2 separate regions of the Homo sapiens genome follow, and region 2 is linked to region 1. Evidence: read pairs that join two places in POLR2A ChIA-PET (ENCODE). Cell type or tissue: B cell. All regions are shown on one strand. Each heading gives the region's core, and the rest is flanking DNA. Links, peaks and the distances in the headings are about the cores only. Region 1 holds the start of TNFSF12-TNFSF13 (TNFSF12-TNFSF13 readthrough). Region 2 holds the start of ACAP1 (ArfGAP with coiled-coil, ankyrin repeat and PH domains 1).

The links. ChIA-PET counts read pairs that join two places held together with the same protein. Peaks named below come from ENCODE experiments on the same cell type or tissue, not always from the same donor. Only the 100,000 strongest peaks of a DNase experiment are listed, where the experiment ranks them.
Region 2: POLR2A ChIA-PET joins it to region 1 with 13 read pairs; 9 of 35 experiments call an interaction of 5 or more read pairs at or near these places.

The regions. Positions count from the first base shown.
Region 1 is chr17:7,544,711-7,553,374 of GRCh38, reverse strand. It overlaps TNFSF12-TNFSF13 (TNFSF12-TNFSF13 readthrough), which reads right to left and starts at 4,317. Exons shown (of 11, transcript NM_172089.4): 1 at 4,063-4,317; 2 at 3,854-3,901; 3 at 3,180-3,255; 4 at 2,523-2,576; 5 at 2,397-2,432. The coding sequence starts at 4,221. TNFSF12 (TNF superfamily member 12) reads right to left here and starts at 4,317. Exons shown (of 7, transcript NM_003809.3): 1 at 4,063-4,317; 2 at 3,854-3,901; 3 at 3,180-3,255; 4 at 2,523-2,576; 5 at 2,397-2,432. The coding sequence starts at 4,221. RefSeq lists silencers at 4,123-4,202, 4,233-4,422. In B cell, for the core only: no CTCF peak of the experiment used is centred there; DNase peaks (open chromatin) are centred at 484, 3,834 and 4,534; H3K4me3 peaks cover 2,362 bases; H3K27ac peaks cover 4,749 bases.
Region 2 is chr17:7,333,989-7,342,652 of GRCh38, reverse strand. It overlaps ACAP1 (ArfGAP with coiled-coil, ankyrin repeat and PH domains 1), which reads right to left and starts at 6,124. Exons shown (of 22, transcript NM_014716.4): 1 at 5,866-6,124; 2 at 5,284-5,341; 3 at 586-705; 4 at 325-378; 5 at 179-237. The coding sequence starts at 5,918. RefSeq lists enhancers at 5,158-5,919, 5,920-6,681 and a silencer at 6,053-6,262. In B cell, for the core only: no CTCF peak of the experiment used is centred there; DNase peaks (open chromatin) are centred at 5,662 and 6,162; H3K4me3 peaks cover 2,360 bases; H3K27ac peaks cover 3,299 bases.

The sequences.
Region 1 (8,664 bases), core at 423-8,422:
AGAAACTTCTAAAAAGGGTTGTCCTAGGCCGGGTGCAGTGGCTCATGCTTGTAATCCCAGCACTTTGGGAGGCCGAAGCGGGTGGAACACCTGAGGTCGGGAGTTTGAGACCAGCCTGACCAACATGGAGAAACCCTGTCTCTACTAAAAATACAAAATTAGCCAGGCGTGGTGGCGCATGCCTGTAATCTCAGCTACTGGGGAGGCTGAGGCAGGAGAATTGCTTGAACCCGGGAGGTGGAGGTTACGGTCAGCCGAGATCGTGCCATTGCACTGGATCCAGCCTGGGTGACAAGAGTGAAACTCTGTCACAAAAAAAAAAAAAAAAAAAAAAAAAAAAAAAAAAAAAAAGGTTGTCCCTGCCTCCAGTTCCTTATTTCTCATTTTCTTCTCAACCCAATGCACACTGCCTTCCTGTTCTAACTATGCCACTGAAACCACCCTCTTTAAGGTCAGCAGGACTTTCACGTTACCAAACCCAGCCATCATTTCTCTGTTCTCATTTCATGTGATCTCTCAGCTGCATTCAACACAGACAGCCACATCCTCCTTGAAACAGTGGTTTCTCCGAATCCAGGATGCCACCCTCCCTGGGTTTCTTCCTCTCTCTCCAGCTTCTTTTCAGTCTCTGCTGGTTTTCCCCTCAGCTCCACTTCAAGATGCCCAAGAGTCTCAGGGCTTCATTCGTGGGGCCCTTCTTTCTCCTGGCGTCTCACCCAATCCTGTGGCTTTAAATGCCATCGATAGGCCGGGCACAAGGGCTCACACCTGTAATCCCAGCACTTTGGGAGGCTGAGGCTGGCGGATCACCTGAGATCAGGAGTTCAAGACCAGCCTGGCCAACACGGTGAAACCCTGTCTCTACTAAAAAATACAAAAATGAGCTGGGTGTGGTGGCACCCGCCTATAATCTCAGCTACTTGGGAGGCTGAGACAGGAGAATCGCTTGGACCCAGGAGGCAGATGTTGCAGTGAGCCAAGATCGAACCACTGCACTCCAGCCTGGGTGACAGAGCGAGACTCTGTCTCAAAAAAAAAAAAAAAAAAGCCATCCATATGGCCATGACTCCTGGCTTTATCCGTCCTGACCTAGCCTAAGCTAGTCGACAATGTCCAGCCATCCATTTCTGGAATTTACTTTATTGTCATTTATCCGCTTGTTTATTTTAGACTTCTCAACGTTAATAATTATCTTACATACTTCCCAACCTATTTATTCCTTGGTCAATCCCTTCTTAGGAAATGGCATCATTCTTCCCAGAGATACCCAAGTTAAAAATCTAGAAGCTGGCTGGGTGCAGTGGCTCATGCCTGTAATCCCAGCACTTTGGTAGGCCGAGGCGGGCAGATCACTGGAGGTCAAGAGTTTGAGACCAGCCTGGAAAACATGGCAAAACCCCATCTCTACTAAAAATACAAAAATTAGCCAGGCGTGGTGGCACACGCCTGTAATCCCAGCTACTTGGAAGGCTGAGACGGGAATCTCTTGAACCTGGGAGGCAGAGGTTGCAGTAAGCCGAGATTGCACCACTGCACTCCAGCCTGGGTGACAGAGCGAGACTGTCTTAAAAAAAATAAAAAATCTAGAAGTCATCTGTGATTCCTCCCTTTCTTTTATTCTTCACCTCCAACCCATAAGTCAGTAATATCTTCAGGACACAGGCTGAACCCATCCACTTCTCACCATCTCTGCTGTGAACCCCTCGGCTGAGCACTCCTCATGCCTCCCTGCCTCTCACAGTGGAAAGACATTCTGGTGAGGGGGATGGTATGTGCAAAGTCCAGAAGAGGCACACCGGGAGCAGGGGTGTCAGCGCAGCAAACATGAAGACAGCATAAGAGTGCAGGGAAATTAGGTTGAGACCAGACCACGAAGAGACTGGAAGCCATGTAGAGAGCCAATACCACAAGAAAAGTGAAGTTTAGGGGCTCAGCATGGCAGCACAGGTCAGATGGAGTGGAGGGGTAGGGAGGGTGTGGAGTGGGGAAGCAGCAAGAGGCTGGATTTGAGGTTCTGAGGTCACGGTGCTGAGGTAGAGGGTGGGGTAGAAATGGAAAAGATGAGCAGACACTAGCAGCATTTAGAGAAAAAGATCATCAGAACGTGGAATATGGAGGAGACAGAAGAAAAAAGAATGAAAAGTGCTTCTTGGAGAAGAATGAGGGCTGAAGGAGAGAGCTGGGACAGTGATTTGCTGGGGGAACTGGGCAGAGTTCTGGGGAAGAGTAGGGGTCTTTCATGGGGTCCCACGCCTGGGTCACAGAGAGAACCAAGACCTTCATGAACTGGCTTCTGTGGTTCTGAGACTGATGGCCGGGAAGGGAGTGGGAGGTCAAAGGTTTTCAAGGGCCCTTTTCCCAGGAGGCCAGTGCTGTGTCGGGGGATGGGGTCTCACCTGCCTGCGCTCCGTCCTGTCCAGGTCGTGGATGAACTGTAAAGTACAGGAAAAGGCTGGTGAGACCTGCCCTGACCCTCTGCCACCTGCCCCTCTCCTCCTGGGTATGGCTCACCCATCACCCACCTTCATAATGGGCTGCGATCGCTCTTCGAGCCCGTGTTTTCCGGCCTTTAGGTGCTGAGGATCAAGGAAAGACAGATGAGCAAAGCGGGCCCTAGTGGGGGTCCCAGAGCAACTCTCCCAGCCCCATTCCCCTCTCAGGAACCCTGGCATCCTTATTCTTGTCCAGACTCCTGGCCTTAGAATCTCAGGCCTCATCTTCCTCAGTAAGTAGAGTGACTATAATTTGTCATCCACACTGGGATACTGCTGAGAGCAAAACGGGAAGCTGCTATTAATCACACCGAGATAACAGGTGGGGGCCAGGACAACTGCATGCCGACTTGGACACGTGGTCATCCGGCCACCCCATCATCCCATTCCTAAGTCTCTTTGCCTACCGGGGCCCAGGCCTCTGACTGCCAGGCCTAGTCTCCATCAGGATCCCAGTAGTTCTTCTAACTCATGGCCACCCTGCCTTCCTGTTTGGGGTAGGGTCTGAAGGAGCACATCCATATGACAGAAGGAGCTTCAGAGGAGGGCGAGAATCCCTAGGTTTGAGTCTTGGCTGGTTAGCTGCATGACTCTGAACTCCTTTCACCCTCCGTGCCTCAGTTTCTCCCTGTGGATAATGGTTTTTGCTCTGCCCGCTTCCTGAGGTTGGGATAGAGGGATGCTCACCACTTCTGCGAGGCCGAACTAGTCGGTTCAGGAAAGGCGCAGGATCCTGGCTTTCTTCTGTCTGGGGATTCAGTTCCTAGGGGAATTAGGGCAGGGTTCAACCACAGACTCCCAGAGATATAAAGTGAGACATACGGGGCCTGTCAGGAGAGCCACCAGCCAGCAATAGACACAGAAGTCAGGGACAGATTAAGCCCCTCAGCCAACTACAGCTGGGGCCCCGGGCAAAGGTGAAGCTGGGAGTCAGGCCCCAGTCCTCACCCTTTCCTCTAGACCAGCTACACTTTCCCACCCACACACACAACCAACGCAGACCCTGCATTCAATTGGCACATTGCACACATGCCCGCACCCAGTCACCACGCACAGAGGATACACACCCTGTACACAACCGCACCCCTCTTCCACGCAGACTCACATATCTTATACAACCACGTCACCCCCAGCCAATAAACACCTCAGACTCAGGTGGCACAACCCCAGCACAAACCCCTCACACAGAGTTGTCACCACGCACACACACCCCTGCAGACACGCACCCATGCACGCACTGTGTTCACACACACCCTGCACACACCTCGAGTACGGCTGGCACAGCTGCACACACCTGCAGCCTCGGCTGTGCACACTTCCCATGCCCCAGCAGCCTGCAGACCGCGCCCACGCCCACTCACCGACGGGTCCTGGTCCTCCTCTGCCACCAGCTCCTCCTGGGCAGGCTCCTGCTGGGAAGGAGGGAGCGTCACCCTGTGCCGCTCCACCTGACATCTCACCCTCCACCCATCCTCCCTTCCCCTTGCCTTCAGCCCACGCGGCCCCCAGCGGCCCCTCTGCAGTCTCAGCTCCTGATGTGCCCAAGAAGGGGTGCGCAGCGGGGCCTCACCTGGGCGGACAGCGATGCCCGGCTCCCCAAACTGACCACGGCCAGCAGGAGGCCGAGGCAGGCCAGCGCCAGGCCCAGGCCCAGCGCGAGCGGGACCAGCAGGGCGGTGCCCGGCTCCCCCCGGCGCCCCCTCCGCCTCTGGCTCCGACGGGCGGCCATGGGGGCGGGGGGCTGTGCCTGCCTCACCGCCCCCCCATCCCGGGACCCGAGGGATCGGGGGAGGGGGAGCCGGCGGGCGGATCGGGCCGGGGAGAGGGAGGGGCAAGGGAAACGGGGCGGGAGGGGGCGCTGGGGACAGGAAGCCGGACGCTGTGTGTGATCAAACTCCGAGCCTCTCGCCGGGCGCTGTGCGCGCAGCGAACGGAGTGGGCGCCCACCCGACCTCTGAGCGCCCAGCCCGGGCGTGCACCACCAGGGCGAGGTCCGTTGCGTGCGGCCGCGGGAGCGACGGGGCTATGCGTGTGCGGGCACCTCCTGCGGGGAGGTGGGGAACTCAGGAAGGCCTGTTGGTTCAGATTCTTCTGTGTCCCTGTGTCTTCAGAGATAAGGACCCTCCTTTCCCCCAGGTGCAGGGAGGGCGCCTCTCGCAGGAGGCTGTTATTTGCTTCTTCAGGAAAAGGGCAGGGAGTTCCAGGTTGTATGACCTGGTTCAGGGAAGAAGGGCAGGAGAAGGTAAGAAAGATCCTTCGGCTTCTGCGGTTTTCTCAAATTCCTTCAGCTTAAAACACTCACTGTGCCGGTAGCACGTTCTGAAGCCCATCATTACCAATGATTGCCAAGCATCTGAGGAGGACCAGCAGCATGCAAAAGAAACACCAAAATTGGTCCGGCAGGTGGCTTACGCCTGTAATCCCAGAAGGCCAAGGCTGGGGGCCAGGAGTTCAAGATCAGCCTGGGCAAGAGCAAGACCCCATCTCTACAGAAAAGTTTTAAAAAATTAGCCCACGCCTGTAGTCCCAGCTACTCAGGAGGCCGAGGTAGGAGGATTGTTTGAGCCCAGGAGTTTGAGGCTGCAGTGAGCTGTGATTGCACCACTACACTCCAGCCTGGGCAACAGACCTTGTCTCAAAAAGAAAGAAAGAAAGGAAGAAAGAAAGAAAGGAGGGAGGGAGGGAGGGAGGGAAGGAGGGAAGGAAGGAAGGAAGGAAGGAAGGAAGGAAGGAAGGAAGGAAGGACCAAAATTGGCTGGGCGCGATGGTTCACGCCTGTAATCGCAGCACTTTGGGAGGCTGAGGCGGGTGGATCACGAGGTCAGGAGATCGAGACCTGCCTGGCCAAGATGGTGAAACCCTGTCTCTAATAAAAATACAAAAAAATTAGCCGGACGTGGTGGCAGGCGCCTGTAGTTCCCAGCTACTCGGGAAGCTGAGGCAGAGAATTGCTTGAACCCAGGAGACAGAGGTTGCAGAGAGCTGAGATCACGCCACCACACTCCAGCCTGGGCAACACAGCAAGACCCTATCTCAAAAAAAAAAAAAAAGAAAGAAAGACCAAAATTAACAAACAAAATTTGACATTGGAGGAAACAGAGATAATTCAGGATACAAAGAGTACTACCTAATATACTTAAAGAGAGTCAAGAAAAAGCATCCATAGAGCTGGGCATGGTGGTGCATGCCTGTAGTCCCAGCTACTCAGGAGGTTGAGATGGGAGGATCACCTGAGCCTGGGAGGTTGAGGCTGCAGTGAGCTGTGATCACACCACTGCATTCCAACACGAGCAACAGAGTAAGACCCTGTCAAAAAAAAAAAAAAAAAAAAGAGTATGCAAAGAAAGAAAAGCAGTTAGAATCTCCAGAAAATTTTCAAAACTGAAATCACAATGTAAATAAGAAACAGCTGGGGCCAGTTGTGGTGGCTCACGCCTGTAATCCCAGCACTTTGGGAGGCCAAGGTCGGTGGATCACAAGGTCAGGAGTTCAAGACTAGCCTGGCCAAGATGGTGAAACCCTGTCTCTACTAAAAAAACAAAAATTAGCTGGGCACGGTGGCGGGCACCTGTAATCTCAGCTACTCGGGAGGCTGAGGCAGAGAATTGCTTGAACCCGGGAGGTGGAGGTTGCAATGAGCCGAGATCGCATGACTGCACTCCAGCCTGGGCGACAGAGCAAGACTCCATCTCAAAAAAAAAAAAAAAAAAAAAAAAAAAAGCAACAAAACAGGCTGGGCATCATGGTGTGCACCTGTAGTCCCAGCTACTGGGGAAACTGAGGCAGGAGGATCGCTTGAGCCCAGGAATTCCAGGTTGCCATGAGCTATGATCTGGGCACTGAACTCCAGCTTGGGCTGCAGAGGAAGACCCTGTCTCAAAAAAAAAAAAAGATAATAAATAAATAATAAAATAAAAATAAATAAATACGGGCAGGGCATCATGGCTCACGCCTGTAACCCTAGAGCTTTGAGAGGTTGAGACGAGAGGATCTCTTGAGGCCAGGAGTTCAAGACCAGCCTGGGCAAAATAGTGAGAACCCCTTTCCATCTCTACAAAAAATACAAGAAAAATTATCCAGGTGCGATGGCATGCTCCTGTAGTCCCAGCTACTGTGGAGGCTAAGTCAGGAGGATCACTTGATCCCAGGAGTTTGAGGTTGCAGTGAGCTATGATCACCCCATTGAACCGAAGCCTCGGCAGCAGAGTGAGACCCTGTCTCTATAAAAAATAAAATAAATAGGCCGGGCACAGTGGCTCATGCCTGTAATCCCAGCACTTTGGGAGGCCAAGGTGGGTGGATCACCTGAGGTCAGGAGTTCGAGACCAGCCTGGCCAACATGTAGTGAAACACCATCTCTACTAAAAAATACAAAAATTAGCTGGGCATGGTGGTGCACGCCTGAAGTTCCAGCTACTTGGGAAGCTGAGGCAGGAGAACTGCTTGAAATAAAATAAATAGGCCGGGCGCAGTGGCTCATGCCTGTAATCCCAGCACTTTGGGAGGCCAAGGCAGGTGGATCACGAGATCAAGAGTTTGAGACCAGCCTGGCCAACATGGTGAAACCCTGTCTCTACTAAAAATACAAAAATTAGCCGGGCATGGTGGCGCACGCCTGTAATCCCAGCTACTCGAGAGGCTGAGGCAGGAGAATCACTTGAACCTGGGAGGCAGAGGTCGCAGTGAGGCGAGATTGTGCCACTGCACTCCAGCCTGGGCGACAGAGTGAGAGTTCATCTCTCAGAAAAATAAAAATAAAAAATAAAATAAAATAAATGAAACACAAGCTATAACACAACATAATTGTATTTAATTGATACAGTATCAATTTAGGGCCTTAGTGCTTGCTTGCCACATTGTCCTTTGAGTGACACATGGATTATGGGATGGAGTGTGTGGAGAAGCAAGTGTAATTCCAGCCCATTGTTTGGCCTGAGGGTAAACAACGTTCATGTGGCCATAATAATGTAAATATCTTTGACTGGATTTCAACTTTTAGAGTCAACCTGTAGAAAAATCCAGAAGACTTAATGGCAGCAAAGACTGCAAATGCCCACAATTTTCACTTTTTTTTTTTTTTTTTTTTTTTTTTTTGAGACGGAGTCTCGCTCTGTCACCCAGGCTGGAGTACAGTGGCACAATCTTGGCTCACTGCAACCTCTCCCTCCCAGGTTCAAGTGATTCTCCTGCCTCAGCCTCCTAAGTAGCTGGGATTACAGGCGTGCACCACCATGCCTGGCTAATTTTTGCATTTTTAGTAGAGACAGGGTTTCACCATGTTGGCCAGGCTGGTCTCAAACTCTTGATCTCGTGATCCACCCGCCCTGGCCTCCCAAAGTGCTGGGATTACAGGCATAAGCCACCGCGCCCGGCCTATTTTTTTTTAAGATGGAGTTTCACTCTCATCACTCAGGCTGGAGCGCAATGGTGTGATCTCAGCCCACTGCAACCTCTGCCTCCCGGGTTCAAGCGATTCTCCTGTCTCAGCCTCCTGAGTAGCTGGGATTACAGGCACCCACCACCATGCCAGGCTAATTTTTGTATTTTTGGAAGAGACGGGGTTTCACCATGTTGGTCAGGCTGGTGTCGAACTCCCAACCTCAGGTGATTCACCCGCCTCAGCTTCCCAAAGTGCTGGGATTACAGGCGTGAGCCACTGCACCCAGCCTCTACTTGATTTTTATTATCAGGTGAATGCAGCATTTTAATTTGTAAAAAGAAAAAAATTGTACAGCAGCAAGCGTGCTGAGGAGAGGGAAAGTCATTACTCATCTCAGCCAGCGTGTGATCACACCTGCTAAAGGAAAAAAACAGGGACTGGAGCCTTGGAGACAGCAGATCATCCTCAGATCCTTTAACTTTGGCTTGAAAAATTAATTCAATACACTTAACCTTTTTGTTCTTGGTTTGCGGCCAAAGTTAAAATTAACTTGCATTTTTTAGGACACTGATAGGAAGTAACTTGGGAAACATGCAGGAAAAATACTGAAAGGAAATCTGCTAATATTTTTTATTCCTGCCTTTTTACACTTTTCTTACTTTTCACATTTTCAACCAAGATACTAAAGGAAAAAAAGGCTTTGTCATTTTCTTTTTTGTTTTTCTTTTTGGATATCCAGCTTGATTAGTATCACTTAAATGCAAGGCCATGCCTGGTGGTCACGCCTGTAAT
Region 2 (8,664 bases), core at 420-8,419, 210 kb after region 1:
GCCGGGATCATAGGCATGAGCCACCGTGCCCGGCCTAATTTTTGTATTTTTTGTGGAGACAGTTTCGCCATGTTGGCTAGGTTGGTGTCCAACTCCTGGGCTCAAGCAATCCTCCCGCCTTGGCCTTCCAAAGTGTTGGGATTACAGGCATGAGCCACTGCGCCCGGCCCCATCTCACTCCTTGACCAGGGTCTGGATCTGCTGCTGCAGTGTGTGTTGGGTGGCATCTAGAAGCTCCTGAGGGAAGGAGAAGTTGGTAGACTGGGGTCAGGACCACAGGTGACCTGGCCACCACCCCGACAATCCTTACCTTCCCCTACTTACCGCATGGCTGTCCAGCTTGTGGTTCAGGCTCACGGTGAATTTTTCCAGACACTCCTAGGCAAGAAGAGGCACAGAAAGAGTACCAGGCATGGGGTGGCAGCACCCTCCCGACTCGAGACCCAGCCTGCTACGGCTGTCATGGACAGCAGCCCAGCCCTGCTGTGGCCTGGAACCTGCAGACCCCAGGCCAGCCCTCCTCTTCCACAGCATCACCTCCTCATCCCAGACCCCTTCCCTCCCAGATGCAGACCCTCCGCATACCGCCATCATGGGCTCTGGTGGACCCAGGCGGGCCAGGTCACAAATGCCGACAACGAAGGCGCGGCTGGCAGCAAGGTAATGGCGCCCACTTTCCAGGAGACCAGTGCCCAGTTTCAGGAGCTGGGAAAGAAGGAGGGTAACAGGGAGCTGTGCCATCATCCTCACACCTGGTGATGCCCCCACACCTGCCCCACTTCCTCTCCCCTTGCCCAGGGCGGCGCTCCCCTATTCCTGCCTGGCCTCACTGCCCTCCAGGCTCATCCAGCTCTCCCTGTATCTAACACATACCTGCTGTGTTCTTATCGCTGCGTCTTTGCTCCCACTGCCTTGGGCCTGAAACCCAATTCCTGCCCATTCCTCTCAGCCTGTCGCCAACACCTCTGTCAGCCTTACCTCCAAAACATCTTTCCCTGTCCACTCGCACATATCTCTTCCTGCCCTGCCTACCTGCTTAGATCCAGAGCTCCGTGGAGATTCCTGCATGGTCTGGATGCTCTACCTGGTTGCTATTAAATTCTACAGTATTGGCCGGGCGTGGTGGCTCACACCTGTAATCCCAACCCTTTGGGAGGCCAAGGCGGGCCAGTCGCTTGAGCTCAGGAATTCAAGAGCAGCCTGGGCAACATGGTGAAACCTCATCTCTACTAAAAATTCAAAAATTAGCCAGGCATGGTGGCACATGCCTGTAATCCCAGCTACTTGGGAGGCTAAGGCAGGAGGACTGCTTGAACCCGGGAGGCTGAGGCTGTAGTGAGCTGAGATGGCACCAAGTGCCTATAATCCCAGTTACCTGGGGGGCTAAGGCAGGAGGACTGCCTGAATCCGGGAGGTCAAGGCTGCAGTGAGCCGAGATGGCGCTACTGCACTCCAGCCTGGGTGACAGACCGAGACTCTGTCTCGAAAAATAAATAAATAAATAAAATCTATAGTATTTACTGCTAGGAGTTGTCCCATTCTGTGCTCACTGCACGTTCCCTCATAAATATTAATCCATCATCTAGACCACGGGTCAGGGCCAAGAGGAAATGCCGGGGTACTCCTGGGGCCCATCCTATCTGGCTCTTTTGACTGACAAAGAGACTTGATAGGCCAGGCAAGGTGGCTCAGACCTGTAATCTCAACACTTTGGGAGGCTGAGGTGGGTGGATCACCTGAGGTCAGGAGTTGGATATCAGCCTGACCAACATAGTGAAACCCCATCTCTTTTTATTTTTCTATTTTTGAGACGGAGTTTTGCTCCGTTGCCCAAGCTGGAGTGCAATGGCATGATCTTGGCTCACCACAACCTCCACCTCCCAGGTTCAAGCGATCCTCCTGCCTCAGCCTCCAGAGTAGCTGGGATTACAGGTGCCCGCCACCACGCCCAGCTAATTTTTTGTATTTTTAGTAGAGACGGGGTTTCACCATGTTGACCAGGCTGGTCTCGAACTCCTGACTTCAGGTGATCCACCTGCTTCGGCCTCCCGAAGTGCTGGGATTACAGGCATGAGCCACTGCACCTGGCCTGACCGAGATCAAATCTTATCAGACATCACCATGGGTTGTCTGTGACAAGGTACAAGGATGTTCACAAATCACTGTGTGAATCTGAGGACTCTGTGTCTAGTTTTTTTCCTTACCATCTCAGCCCCTCCCCCTTAGATGAGTAAGAAACTTTCATAACACTGGACTAGTGACAGACTGGGACATCTGTTCAATAGAACAGTACTCAGCAATAAAAAGGAACAAACTGTTGATATGTGCAACAACTTGGATAAACTTCAAGAGCATTCATCTTTTAAAAAATTATGATTATTTTTAGAGTTGAGGTCTCTGTCGCCCAGGCTGGAGTGCAGTGGTGGGATCATAGCTCACTGCAGCCTTGAACTCCTGGGTTCAAGGGATCCTCCAATCTTAGCTTCCTGAGTAGCTGAGACTACAGGCACACACCACCATGCCTGGCTAATTTAAAAACAAAACAGAACATTATTTAGAGACAAGGGTCTTGCTATGTTGCCCAGGCTGGTCTCGAGCTTCTGGCCTCAAGCAACCCTCCTACCTTGACCTCCTGAGTAGTTGGGATGACAGGCATGAGCGACCACACCCGGCAGCAGCATTATTCTGAGTGAGGGGGGAGGGGGAAGCCAAATCTCAAAGGGTCACATAGTGTATGATTCTATATATGGAACATTCTGGAAATGACAAAAGTAGAGAGATGGAGAACAAATCAGCGGTTACCACAGATTAAAGAAGTGTGGGAAGGGTGTCGGGTACCACTGTAAAGGAATTCCTTGTGTCCATTGGTGTGTGGTGATGGTTAAAGGAATCCATACACGTGATAAAGTACCATAGAATTATACACAAAAACACCAAAAAAGAGTATATGCAAAATGTAAAATCAAAGTAGGATCTATAGAGTTTATTTATTTATTTAGAGACAGAGTCTTGGTCTGTCGCCCACGCCGGAGTGCAGTGGCACGATCTCGGCTCATTGCGACCTCCGCAGGCTGGAGTGTGGTGGCGTGATCTCGGCTCACTGCAACCTCCGCCTCCTGGGTTCAAGCAATTCTCCTGCCTCAGCCTCCTGAGTAGCTGGGATTACAGGTGCGTGCCACCACGCCTGGCTAATTTTTGTATTTTTAGTAGAGATGGGGGTTTCATCATGTTGGTCAGGCTGTTCTCGAAGTCCTGACCTCGTGATCCACCTGCCGCAGCCTACCAAAGTGCTGGGATTACAGGCGTGAGCCACTGAGCTTGGCTAGAGTTTATTGGGGTTTTTTGTTTGTTTGTTTTTGTTTATTGAGACAGTCTCACTCTGTCGCCCAGGCTGGAGTGCAGTGGCACGACCTCCACTCACTGCAAGCTCCACCTCCCGGGTTCGCGCCATTCTCCTGCCTCAGCCTCCTGAGTAGCTGGGACTACAGGCGCCTGCCGCCACACCCGAATAATTTTTTGTATTTTTAGTAGAGACGGGGTTTCACAGTGTTAGCCAGGATGGTTTCGATCTCCTGACCTCGTGATCCGCCCACCTTGGCCTCCCAAAGTGCTGGGATTACAGGCGTGAGCCACCACACCTGGCCGAGTTTATTGTTAATTGTAATGTGACACTATTAATGTCCTGGTTTTAATAATGTACTAGTATTGTATAAGATGTCACCACTGGGGGAAGCTGGGTGATGGGTACATGAGACCTCTCCTCACTAGTCTCCTGAGTCAATAATTTACTCAAAATAAAAAATTCAGGCCAGGTGTGGTGGCTCACACCTGTAATTCCAGCACTTTGGGAGGCTGAGGTGGGAGGATTACTTGAGGCCAGGAGTTCCAGACCAGCCTAGGTAACATAGGGAGACCCCATCTCTACAAAAAATAAATTTAAATTTAAAAAAGCCAGGCGTGGTGGCATGTGCCTGTAGCACAGCTACTGGGGAGGTTGAGGAGGGAGGATCACTTGAGCCCAGTATTGAAGCATCTGGGATCACAGCTGTGGCCACTCCATCCAGTCCATTGTTTAAAATTATTATTTGTAGGCCGGGTGCGGTGGCTTAAGCCTGTAATGCCAGCACTTTGGGAGGCTGCGGCAGGTAGATCATTTGAGGTCAGGAGTTCAAGACCAGCTTAGCCAACATGGTGAGACCCTGTCTTTACTAAAAATACAAAAAGAAAAAAAATTATCCAGGTGTGGTGGTGCACACCTGTAATCCCAGCTACTTGGGAGGCTGAGGTAGGAGAATCACTTGAACCTGGGAGGTGGAGGTTCCAGTAAGCCGAGATCGCACCACTGCACTCCAGCCTGGGTGACAGAGCGAGACTCCATCTCAAATAAATAAAAATAAAAATAAAATTATTATTTGTAGAGATGAGGTCTCACCATGTTGCCCATAAAACAATGTTGCCCACTAAATTTGTGACAATTTGTTACACAGCAATAGAGAACTAATATATAGCAAGCAAATACATAATGTGTCAGAGGTAAATGTTGCAGAGAAAAGTAAAGCGAAGTAAGGGGAATGAGAGAGCATTTGAGTGTGTATTTGTGTGAACATGCTGTTTGATAGAGTGCTCAGGGGACACCTTACTGTCTTGAATTGAAACGTTTCACTGGTTTGTCTTCTAGTCAGCCTTTGGGCTCCGTGGGAGCAGAAATGATCTTGTCCTCCCTGAATGCCCAGGGCCTGGCACAATGCAGGAGCTCAAGAGCAGAACAAGGAAGTCCAAAATTAAGTCTTTTTTTTTTTGACACAGAGTCTCGCTCTGTCGCCTAGCCTGGAGTGCAGTGGTGCGATCTTGGCTCACTGCAACCTCCGCCTCCCAGGTTCAAGTGATTCCTCTGCCTCAGCCTCTTGAGTAGCTGGAGCTACAGATGGGTGCCACTAAGCCTGGATGATTTTTGCATTTTTAGTAGAGATGGGGTTTCGCCATGTTAGCCAGGCTGGTCTAGAACTCCTGACCTCAGGTGATCCATTCACCTTGGCCTCCCAAAGTGCTGGGATTACAGGCATGAGCTACCATGCCTGGCCCAAAAGTAAGTCTTGTTTTCCAAGATCCTGAGCTTCTTGTCGGTACAGAACCACCTTTTTTGCTTCTCTGCAGTCTCCAAAATATCTCCCCTACACAGTATTCAATAATCCCTGGGATGCATTCTGTGTCTCCAGCTTTCTCCCTGGCCCTACCCCTCTCAACCTAATCCACTCCTGGGTCACCTCTCCATGTCAGGGTCACCTTTTCCAGACGGGTCTCCAATTCTGACACTTCGGCTTCCACCAGCTCAATAGAGGCTCTGGGAAAGAGGGGGTCATGGGAAGAGAGCTTGGGTCCATCTGGTCTGTCTGCCTCATCAGGCGGGATGGAGTCGCAGGGCGGTGGGTACGGAGGAGAAAGCTGCAGAGTTGAGAGGCTCGCCCCCCACCCACCTACTTGTGCTCTGCCCGCTCTGCAGTCTGGGAGCTACCACAGCCCAGGCCAGAGCAGGAAGGGTAGAAGGAGGGTGGATGTGGCCAGGGCAGGAAGTTGCTAACCGCCCCAGAGCAGGTGCTGGGGGAGGGGCAGGGGTCCCACTGAGAGGCCAGAGGGAATGCCAGCTCTAGGGGTGAGGGAAACTGCAGAGGCCAGGAGGAGCATGCAGGGGCAGAGAGCATTGGAGTACCCTGCTTTCACAGCTGGGGTACCACTTTGGCCCACAGGCTCGCTCCTGCCTCTTAGAGGCCTGCTCCCTGGAAGGAGACCTGGCCTGGGGAAAGGTGTGTGTGTGCTGGGGGTGTTAGACTTTCCCCTCCTTAGCCCCCCAGACCAGTTCACACTTACCGGAAACGGGGTGAGTCCTTGAGACACTCCTCGAAATCCAGCTTGACCGTCATCTCAGCTTGCCTGCTGTGGGGCCAGCGGGCCCTGGAGGCCGGGCCCCTGGGGATGCAGGTGGAGGCACTTTCTGTCCCAGGAAGGGGAGATGAGGGGGAAGGAGGAGAGGGACCTCCGCGGGGAAGGGCCTGGGGGCACAATTCTTTCCCCAAGGGGAAAGGGGTGTCCTAGGAGGAGCTCTCACCCCACACTTCCAGGCAGTGCTGGGAGGGGCAGGGGCGGGGCCTGGGCGGAGGATGGGGGCCTGAGATCAGAGAAGCCACAGCCCCACCCTCAGAGACGATCTGCCAGCTCCTTCCTCCTGGGGCTCTAGCCTCTGTTTCTTTCTCTCTTCGTGGTTATCTTGGGGGCCTGGCAGATCTAGGTTCAAATCCTGGCTCTGTCACTTAGAGGTTATGTGCCCCTGGACGAGCTCTCTGATTCCTCAGTTTTCTCATCTGGAAGATGGGAATGATAACCCCTTCCTCCAGGGCTGTACGAAGTGAAGAAGGTGATAGCAGTAAATTCATGGTTCACTAAATTTATTTATTTATGAGACGGAGTCTCCCTCCATCGCCCAGGCTGCAGTGCAGTGGCGCGATGTCGGCTCACTACAACCTCCGCCTCCTGGGTTCAAGCAATTCTCCTGTCTCAGCCTCCCGAGTAGCTGGGACTACAGGCTCCTGCCATCATGCCCGGCTAACTTTTTGTATTTTCAGTAGGGACGGGGTTTCACCTTGTTGGTCAGACTTGTCTCGACCTCCTGACCTCAGGTGATCCACCCACCTCGGCCTCCCAAAGTGCTAGGATTACAGGCGTGAGCCACTGTGCCCAGCTGGTTCACTATATTAATTGCATCAGTCATTGTCATCCTGCTACAGCTTGGGCCTGCTCCTGTGGAGTCCAGTACCCCGGACTGCTCCCAGCTTTCTTCGTTTTGCCGTCATATTCATGGTTCCTGTGTGTGAACTCCCCTTCCTCCTCCCCTCTCCTCAACGACTGAGCAGGCCCAGCCTGAGCACCCGATTCACAGCTCCCAGACTCTTGCTCTTCTGCTCTTTATTTCTATTCATAGGGTGGTCATGAAGGGAAGGTTGCCCCCACTCCGCCCCCAACCAGCCCCATTTTCCATTGTTTGCTTTCCTTTTCTTGAGTCCATTGAAGTCCCAGGGTTTCATCTGGAGAGAAGAGTTTGAGTTCATGGCTTTCTCGTAGCAGGCATGAGATCTTGTCCATGTGACTCTGGATCCCCTAGAACCTCCCCACTCAGCTCCTCTACCTCCCTGGCCAGTGTATGCATCCCCTTGCCTCTGCCCAGGCTCAGTGTGCCAGGCTGTGCTTGTTCTGGCTTGAGGAGTTGGGGTTGCTTCCACTCTCCCTCTCTGAACTCCTTGGGCTTTGCCAGCTCAGCCCCCCAGCCACCAGCTGGACACCACTTGAGACTCACTGTCTTTGGAGGACAGAGAAATACCTGGAGTGGGGTGGTGTGGCAGAGGAGTGAAGGAGGAGGCATGGAGCCAGTGTGTGGTGCCAAGCTGGAGGGGGTCCCAACCGCCTCTGAGTCTCCCTGGTTCCTCGCCTGTCCAATGTGGACCTTGGACTTGAGGCTGTTCAGGGCCTCTCCTTCCACCTGTTGCTGATGTACTGGCCTGAAAGAATTGGAGGGCTGGGAGATGGGAGCTTGCCAAGAGACAGCCCCAGGGAGATGGTGGCCTGGTGCCCTCAACAGGCTGCAATGTTGTCATTGTTGCCATCAGGGAGCTCTCCGTGGCCTTGTGATCCCTAAAGGGGCCTCCCATGTGGTCCAGTAGGTGGACTTCAGTGCTTACGGGGTTCTCAATCACCTAGGTCAAGCTTGTGGAGCCTAGAATCAGGGATCAGGGCTCGGGTACCCATCAGGCTGTGCATTCCCAGCCCTCCTGCCCCCTAGGCTGGCCTGCCCAGGTTCTCACCATCCTGATGCTCATCTTCCACGTCCTCTACAAGCTCTGGGTGGGAGCAGGACCTCAGGTATAGTCCTTTGCCATCATATTCCTTGTGCTGCAGAGCAATCTCCTGCCCCAATATGATAGTGGCCACAGCTGGGGGGACTGATTTCTGTAGGTGGAGGAATCTGAGGAATCAATCAAATGAATCCAAGTCTTCTAGCCATCTGGTGTATCCATGCCTCCCAGGTGTCTGTTGTGGGCCCTCACCAGAGGGGAGAAGCTCAGGCCCCAGATCCTCATCTCACTGACTTCTCTTACCCTTCCCATTTTAGAAAAACTTCAGTGACCGCTCCACCTCCCCCCATGGTTGTCTCGGACTTTTGTTTATTTTTTTATTTATTTTTTGAGACAAGATCTTGCTATGTTACCCAGGCTGGAATGTGTTAGTGCCATCATCGCTCACGGCAGCCTCAAACTCCTGGGCTCAAGCTATCCTCCCACCTTAGCCTCCCCAGTAGCCTGGACTACAGGTGCACGCCACCACACCTGGCTAATTAAAAACAATTTTTTTCTTTTTCTTTTTTTGTAGAGATGAGGTCTCCCTACGTTGCCCAGGCTGGTTTTGAACTTCTGGCCTCAAGCAATCCTCCCAAAGTGCTGGGATTACAGAAGTGAGCCACTGGGCCTGGCCAACAAATCAGCCCCCAATCAGACTTTCTGTTCCTCAACAGCCAATAATCTCCGGGGACTATCCTGAGTGGGGTCCTTCCTCCAGCTGCCCTCTTTCTTCCCTGGGGTTACTTCCCAGCATTACCTCCCTGTCAGGCAGCAGAGTCTT